Linked DNA regions of Homo sapiens: region 2 is linked to region 1. Evidence: chromatin contacts called from ENCODE Hi-C or POLR2A ChIA-PET data. All regions are on one chromosome and are shown on one strand. The core of a region is the stretch at or near the end of the contact, and the rest is flanking DNA. Distances in the headings are between cores, read along the strand shown. Region 1 has its middle 46 kb from the start of LINC01791. Region 2 holds the start of C19orf12 (chromosome 19 open reading frame 12).

The links. A loop is a pair of places that touch in the nucleus more often than their neighbours do. ChIA-PET counts read pairs that join two places held with the same protein, here RNA polymerase II (POLR2A). Pooled maps may share reads with other maps.
Region 2: a loop to region 1 is called in a map of CD4-positive, alpha-beta T cell, with 6 times the contacts of the local background. The contact joins the promoter of C19orf12 here to the enhancer-like site in region 1. A Hi-C loop is called at or near these places in 1 of 168 maps with a recorded cell type or tissue (CD4-positive, alpha-beta T cell) and 6 of 50 pooled maps. POLR2A ChIA-PET finds 5 or more read pairs at or near these places in 1 of 52 experiments (activated CD4-positive, alpha-beta T cell).

What each region holds. Positions count from the first base shown.
Region 1 is chr19:31,211,913-31,215,850 of GRCh38, forward strand. It overlaps a transcript of TSHZ3 not described here. Among named protein-coding and RNA genes, the nearest start is that of LINC01791, 46 kb to the left of the region's middle. RefSeq lists an enhancer at 1-209. Within about 2 kb of position 2,384, at least 7 of the 41 ENCODE cell types and tissues checked have a DNase peak (open chromatin) inside an H3K27ac peak, as active enhancers do.
Region 2 is chr19:29,714,011-29,717,782 of GRCh38, forward strand. C19orf12 (chromosome 19 open reading frame 12) reads right to left here and starts at 1,251. Exons shown (of 3, transcript NM_031448.6): 1 at 1,115-1,251. RefSeq lists a silencer at 786-1,575 and enhancers at 1,746-1,845, 2,391-2,610.

The DNA of each region.
Region 1 (3,938 bases), core at 1,134-3,633:
GAGGCGTGTTGAGGTTATATAAAGATATCCAGGGTAGATGCTTGGAGGCATGTTTGCTCAGTAGATTGAGGCTTTTAAGCCTTTTAAACAAACAAACAAACAAATCCTTGAGAGCACTTTTAAGCTTTTCTTTCTCTCTTTTTTTTTTTCTTTTTTGATACCATAGGAAATTTTGAGATAAAACCGTGAAATGTTAGGGCAGTCCCTTACCACACATATTGAGTTAGTGTAATTTGTTAAAAAGCAAAAAAAGCAAAGGGTGGCCAGACGCCATGGCTCACACCTGTAATACCAGCAATTTGGGAGGCCAAGGCAGGAGAATTACTTGAGGTCAGGAGTTCGAGACCAGTCTGGCCAATATGGTGAAACCCTGTCTCTACTGAAAAGATGCAAAAATTAGCCGGGCGTGGTGGTGCACACCTGTAATTCCAGCTACTCGGGAGGCTGAGGCTGGAGAATCACTTGAACCTGGAAGTCGGAGGTTGCAGTGAGCCAAGATCACACCACTGCACTCCAGCCTGGGTGACAGAGTGAAACTGTGTCTCAAAAATAAAAATAAATAAAGAAAAATAAAAAGCAAAAGGCTCTCATTATGTATCATCAGGGGAATTAAAATCAAAACAACAATAAGATGCCACTACACCCCTGTTAAAATAGACAAAATCGAGAACACTGACAACTCCCAGTGCTTCCAAGAGTACTGGGGAACTCTGTTACCGGAACTCTGATTCAGTACCAATGGAAATGCAAAATGGAACAGCCACTTGGAAGACAGTTTGGTGGCTTCTTACAAAACTGAACATCCTCTTAGCATACCATCCTGCAATCCCACTCCTTGATGTTTACCCAAAGGAGATTAAAATTTATGTCTCACAAAAGGCACATGGGTGTTTATGGCAGGTTTATTCATAAGTATTAACACTTGAAAGCACCCAAGACTGCCTTCAGTAGGCAAATGGATAAATAAAATGTGGTACACCCAGACAACAGAATATTATTCAGCACTATAAAGACAGAAGCTAACAAGCCATGAAAAGACATGGGAGAATCTCAAAAGCCTATAATAAAGTGAAAGAAGCCAGTGTGAAAAGGCTATATATGGTACAATTTCAACCATACGACATTCTGGAAAAGGCAAACTATGGAGACAGTAAAAAGATTGACTGGGTGCGGTGGCTCAAGACTATAATCCTAGCACTTTGGGAGGCGGAGGCGGGTGGATTGCCTGAACTCAGGAGTTTGAGACCAGCCTGGGCAACATGGTGAAACCCCGTCTCTACTAAAATACAAAAAAATTAGCCGGGCGTGGCGTCATGCACCTGTAGTCCCAGCTACTCAGGAGGCTGAGGCAGGAGAATTGCTTGAACCTAGGAGGCAGAGGTTGCAGTGTGCCAATATCACACCACTGCACTCCAGCCTGAGCAACAGAGCGAGACTCTGTCTCAAAAAAAAAAAAAAAAAAAAAAAAAAAAAAAAAAATCAGTGGTGTCCAGGGGTAAGGAGGGAAGGATGAATAGGCAGAGCACAGAAGATTTTAGGACAGTGAAACTACTCTATAGGATACTATAATGGTGGATCCATGTCTTTGTACATTTGTGTAAACCCATAGAATGTACAACATCAAGAGTGAACACTGACATAGCTATGTACTTTGGGTGGTGATGATGGGTCAATGTAGGTTCCTCAGTTGTAACAAAGGTACCACCCTGGTGGGGGATGTTGGTAACGGGGTGATTGCATGTATGTGTAAGCAACAGGAGGTATATGGGAAATCTCTGTATCTCTTGTGAACCAAAAACTGAAATAAAGTCTATTTAAAAGAAAAAAACGCAATGGAGGAGAGGAGCAGATTACATAAAAGGAATGAGCGTGCTGGCACTTAGCGCACGTTTGGTGCCCAGTCCTCACTCTCATTCTCTTTAGAATAAGTCTACACTCTTTCTTCTGAGCCTCGAGCTGCCCCTGGAGTTTAGACAATTATCTTCCTTTGAGGATTTGAGAAAAGTTTTCAAATTGCGACAATTTAGGGGGATTTTATTTTTTATTTTATTCTTATTTCTCACTCCTTACTTCTTCCTGCACTTGGAATCGTTAACTTGTGCTGAGTGTGGCCGCCAGGCCATCACTGCTAGAAAGGACGAGAGATTCTTAGCAGTAGTCAGAGAGCACCCGTCGGGACCAGTCCTTCTAATTCTCAAACCAAATGAGGTTGAACAAACCCGGGTAAGTTTTGGCGCTTCCGGCTGGTTGTTCCAAATCTTTGAAAGCCCTCTGCGCACTCTCCGTCATTCATGTAATCATTTAAAATATGTCTTCCTGTACAGGAACTGGGTCCCAGCCGCAGGGTAACCAGAGGCTGCATGAGTCACTGTGGTTAAGACAGATCATTGAATTCTCAGCTGGCGTGACCTCATAGCTGGGAAGCCAGAGGGCCTGCGCCAGCCAAGAGGAGCTAGCTTTGCTGATGGTGTGGTGCAGGAAGTGACTCTGCCCCATACCTGAGTCCTTTCCATAGGAAGTGAGCTGAGTGGAGACAACAGCAGATTGAGAAAGCAAGAACAGAGTCTTTGATTCTTGAGTTTTATTCAGCTCAGGGAAAGACTGCATTCATACCTGGATAAGGCATTGCACCTAAGTTGACTGAGACTTATCACTTTCACATCCCAGGATTAAGTGTGGGGGTCCTGAAGACCTATTTCCTAAAGAATCAGGCAGGCCGGGCGTGGTGGCCCACGCCTGTAATCCCAGCACTTTGGGAGGCCAAGGCAGGCAGATCACGAGGCCAGGAAATCGAGACCATCCTGGCTAACACGGTGAAACCCCGTCTCTACTAAAAATACAAAAAATTAGCCGGGCGTGGTGGCGGGCGCCTGTAGTCCCAGCTACTCGGGAGGCTGAGGCAGGAGAATGGCGTGAACCCGGGAGGCGGAGCTTGCAGTGAGCGGAGATCCGGTCACTGCACTCCAGTCTGGGCGACAGAGCGAGACTCTGTCTCAGAAAAAAAAAAAAAAAAAAAAAAAGAACCGAGCATTCAACCCTCATCCATAGACCATTCCCTCTTTGCCAAAAATGTAACAAAGCAGGAGGGGATTAAAATAAAATTTTTAAAAAGTTGGCAGGTACCAAATATTGATACAAAAATGAAGATATTCGGTTGGTTGGCTATACATCTCCAGTGTAGGTGTTTCAAGCATTTCCCAGACATTAGTCATTTAGATACCACATTCAGAATTGTGGCGCTATATCATGTCAATACTACCCTGTACTCATATTTTTCTTTAATATGAGTCAGGTCTTTACTTAAATAAATTTACTCAAAAAGGAAAATTGCTGTCACTCACTGGGAAGTCAGAATCATCTGTCATAAATTGTAAATCACACAAATGAATTTAATGAAAACATTAAATTAGAAGCATCTGTCCACAGAGCACATAAAATAATCTTAAATAACATCAATGCTATACAAGTAAACAAGAAACATCAAAGAACATCAATGGTATAAGTGTATACAAGAAATATCCATGGTATAAGTGTAGACAAGAAATATCAGAAATAGGGTAAAAATGTGAGCTTTAAAAAACTAAAACTCTGAAGATAGCTGGTCCCAATTGTGTTGTTTTAACCATAAAATAAAATGATTTTTTACATTAATAGGAATATTTACAGAAAAAGGTTCTAAGCTGGGTGTGGTGGCTCACGCCTATAATCCCAGCACTTTAGGAGGCTGAGGCTGGCGGATCACGAGGTTAGGAGTTCAAGACCAGCCTGACCAACATGGTGAAACCCTGCCTCTATTACAAATAAAAAAATTAGCCGGGCATAGTGGTGTGTGCCTGTAATCCCAGCTACTTGGGAGGCTGAGGCAGGAGAATCACTTGAACCCGGGAGGCGGAGCTTGCAGTGAGCCGAGATCGTGCCCCTGCACTCCAGCCTTGGCG
Region 2 (3,772 bases), core at 1-2,500, 1.5 Mb before region 1:
TCTCTTTCCCTCTCCCCTTCCTTCCTGCTTTTTGTTGTTGCTGGTGTTGTTGTTGTTTTTTCCAGAAACGCAGTCTCCCTGTGTTGCCTAGGCTGGTCGGGAACTGGCCTCAAGCAATTCTTCCGCCTCGGCCTCCCGAGTAGCTGGAACTACAGGTGCTATTCCAAGATGGTGAAACCCCGTCTCTACTAAAAAATACAAAAATTGGTCGGGGTGGCTCACGTCTGTAATCCCAGCATTGCAGAAGGCTGAGGCAGGTGGATCGCAAGGTCAGGAGTTTGAGATTAGCCTGGCCGATATGGTGAAACTCCGTCTCTACTAAAAATACAAAAAAATTAGCCAGGCTTGGTGGTGTCGCCTGTAATCCCAGCTACTAGGGAGGCTGAGGCAGGGGAATTGCTTGAACGAGGGAGGTGGAGGTTGCAGTGAGCCGAGATCGCGCCATTGCACTCCAGCCTGGACAACAGAGCAAGACTGTCTAAACAAAAGCTCAACAAACTACCTGCCATCCCCAAAACTAATCTCACCTCCTAAAGCATTAACGACCCTTCCTGACCAAATCTAAACTAGCGCCCAGATTTTCTTCCCATATGGCTCAGCCCAGCTCCGCTGCCCCACAGGTGTCCTGTCAGGATCCGCTTCACATTTATAATACCTAGCACCCCACCCCCAGCCCCGCCCCTGCCCCACCAGCCACCCCCACTCTACCCCACCCCTACCCATCACATTCCGCACCCCACCCCCGCCAAACCCACATCCCCACCCCACCCAACCTCACCCACTCCCACCACATCCACCACCCGCACCCCACCCCCACCCACCACACCCATGCCTACGCCACTCCTGGGTGACAGCGAGCCAGGGCCCGGGACTCTAGTCCCAGCTCTGCTGCTTACTTGTGTGACTTCAGCCTCTCCATGCCTCAGTTTCTCCATAGGGACAATGACTACACTAACAGTGTCCACCCCGGCACCGGGAGGGCCGGGCTCCCGGCAGGGCGGGGACCCTCTCCCCAAGGCACTCCCGGGTCTCCAGGCCTGCTCTTGGGGTGCCCCCTCCTCTCGCGGGGCGCGGCCTGGGAGGCGCCCCGCCCCGGCTCCGGGCGCTCCTTTACCTGGGGGAGCGGAGGTCTACGCGGCGCGCTCGGCGATCAGACGCGGCTGCAGCCCGGGCCTGGCAGGCCCCGGGCTCCCCGCCCAGCTCCCCAGCCCCGCGGAGGGTCGCGCAGGCCTTGGTGGCGGCCCCGGCGCTGGCCCCGCCCTCCGTCCCACCTTCCGGCTGCGCCGGGCCTTCCGGGAAGCCACGCGCCGGGCCAGCTCCTGGCTCCGAGCTGCGCCCGGCCTTAGGGGGAGCCGGGGGTCGCTGCTGGGCACCCCCTCCCCGGTCCTGGCCCACCCCGCCGCTGTCACCGGGGCCCTGGCTTGGGTTGCGGGTGGCGTAAGGAGACGAGGCGCCCGGAGAAGAGTCCTGGGAACCGCAAGGCCGCGCTCCCGCAGGCCCAGCCCTGCCTTTCTCCCACGCGCACGCATGATCACATCCGGGCCCCGCGCACCTGCCTCCAGGACCGCGGGGACCTCCCGGAGACCTCCCTCCCTTTGGCCTGGAGGACCCCTCTCTCCCCGCAGCCTGGGCACAGAAGAGAGCACAGGGGCATCTGGAGGTCAAGGGTGCTGCGTCAGTATTTGGTGAATGTGTGGGCCGGAGCCAGATTTCCTCTGTTCCAGAGCCTGCTCTGGAGCCTCTGGGTCTGGGGGTTGCAAAAGGAGAAGCAGGTTGGGTGGGACTCGTAATCCCAGCTGCCAGTGAGGCTGAGGAGGGAGGATTGCTTGAGCCCAGCAGTTCGAGCGTGGGCAACACAGTGACATCCCATCTCTACAAATAATAATAAAAATTAGGCCGGGTGGGTGAGTCATACCTGTGACCTACAGCATTTTGGGAGGCTGAAGCGGGAGGATTGCTTGAGCCCAGGAGTTCGAGGCTGCAGTGAACTATGATCCCACCACTGCACTTCAACCTGGGTGACAGAGTGAGACCGTCTCTTAAAGAAAGAAAAAAAAGGAAAAGAACTGGCTTTGCTCTTAGGAGTCTTGGATGGGGACCAAAGCTGAGGCAAGGCAGCCTCTTAGGAAGGTGCAAAGGGCATGAGGCTGGGGTTGCAGAACTGCCTGGGAATACTACTTTATTGAGGCCTGTGGAAAGCTGTCCCTACTCTTGTCATGCAAGGTCTGGCCTTGAACCATCTCAAATCCAAAAGTGGCTTCTGGGGGGCTCTATAGAGAATTAATCCTAACAGGAACCCTGCAAAGCAGGCATGGTTGTCACTGCTATATTACAGATGGGAAGCTCTAAACACAGGCTGCTCTGCCCAAGGCCATCCTGGTTAGAAAGTTTCAGGGCCCAAACTCCAGCCTCGGTCTCGGTATCTCAAAGTCTCCGCCTGTGACCAGCACTCTGCCTGCTTTCCAGGGTGCCATGGGCACCCAGAGGACGGACCCTTTTCCATTTTTAAAAGAATGGAACAAACGCTCTTAATACCAAGCTTCCCCAGGCCTTGGCTGGGATAAAACAACCCCATTTATTCCTGAATCGGAGCTTTTGCTTGAGTTTGGGTGACTTTCAAGAGGGAAAGTGAACTGAGGCCAGGGGAACTCAGCTTGCTGCCTTCCTGGGGCCTGAGTGTGGCGCTCCCGTTTCTCTGCGGGCAGCTCCCTCTGGCGGCACATTGCAGAACTGGCCTGCAGACTCCTCCCCCAGAGATAGTGGGGAAGAGGGCCTGTGTAGGGAAAGATGCTGGGAGTGAAAGAAGCTTCAAAGTCCAGGCCCTCCAGAGAAGGCAAGCATGTAAGAGGTTCATGCAGCCCAGCGCGGTGGCTCACACCTGTAATCCCAGCACTTTGGGAGGCCGAGGCGGGCAGATCACCTGAGGCCAGGACTTTGAGACCAGCCTGGGCAACATGGTGAAACCCCATCTCCACTAAACATGGAAAAATGAGCCAGACATGGTTGGTGCAAGCCTGTAGTCCCAGCTACTCGGGAGGTTGAGGCAGGAGAACCGCTTGGACCCGGCAGATGGAGGTTGCAGTGAGCCGAGATCGCGCCATTGCATGCAAATCTGCAACCCATCAGCCTCCTGGGCCTCATTCTGATACGAATGCAGGCATAACATGACCGCACACTCTGAACCCCAGAGATGGAGCACACAGTGCCTCATGCTCCTAAAGGCAACTGCGGCCTCCTGCACAGTGAGCAAGGCGTGCCGTGGGGTCTCGGTGGTGGCGCGGAAATGGCACTGGCCCAGCACACAGCGATGCTTTATGCTGCTTACAGTGACCTAGGGAAAGTTCTTCCACGTCTCCGTGCCTCAGTTTCCTCATCTGGGAAATGGCAACAAGAGTAGTACTTATCCTATAGGGTTGTTCTCAACATAAAAGGAGGTAATATATATGAATCTAGATTATTCTTGTTTACATTACAGAATGTGAAAATGAGCGGCTTCTCCAAAGTCCCATGAGCCTCATGGGCCCAAGGTAGTGGGAAATCCAGTTCTACCCCCACCTTGACAAAACATTCTCTTGCTGATGGGCCCAACAATGCCCTAGGGTGCTAGGTGGTGTTCACACGGCCAGCCAGAGTCAAAACTCAGACGGGGCCAGCGTTCTATGCCCTCACTTTCTCCCAAAGCTGAGTGCACCAGCTCCTAAAACTTCCATGGCTCCTTCAGGCTAAAGCCACCCACCTAGACCAGGGCTGGATGATCCGCAATGTGGGCCAC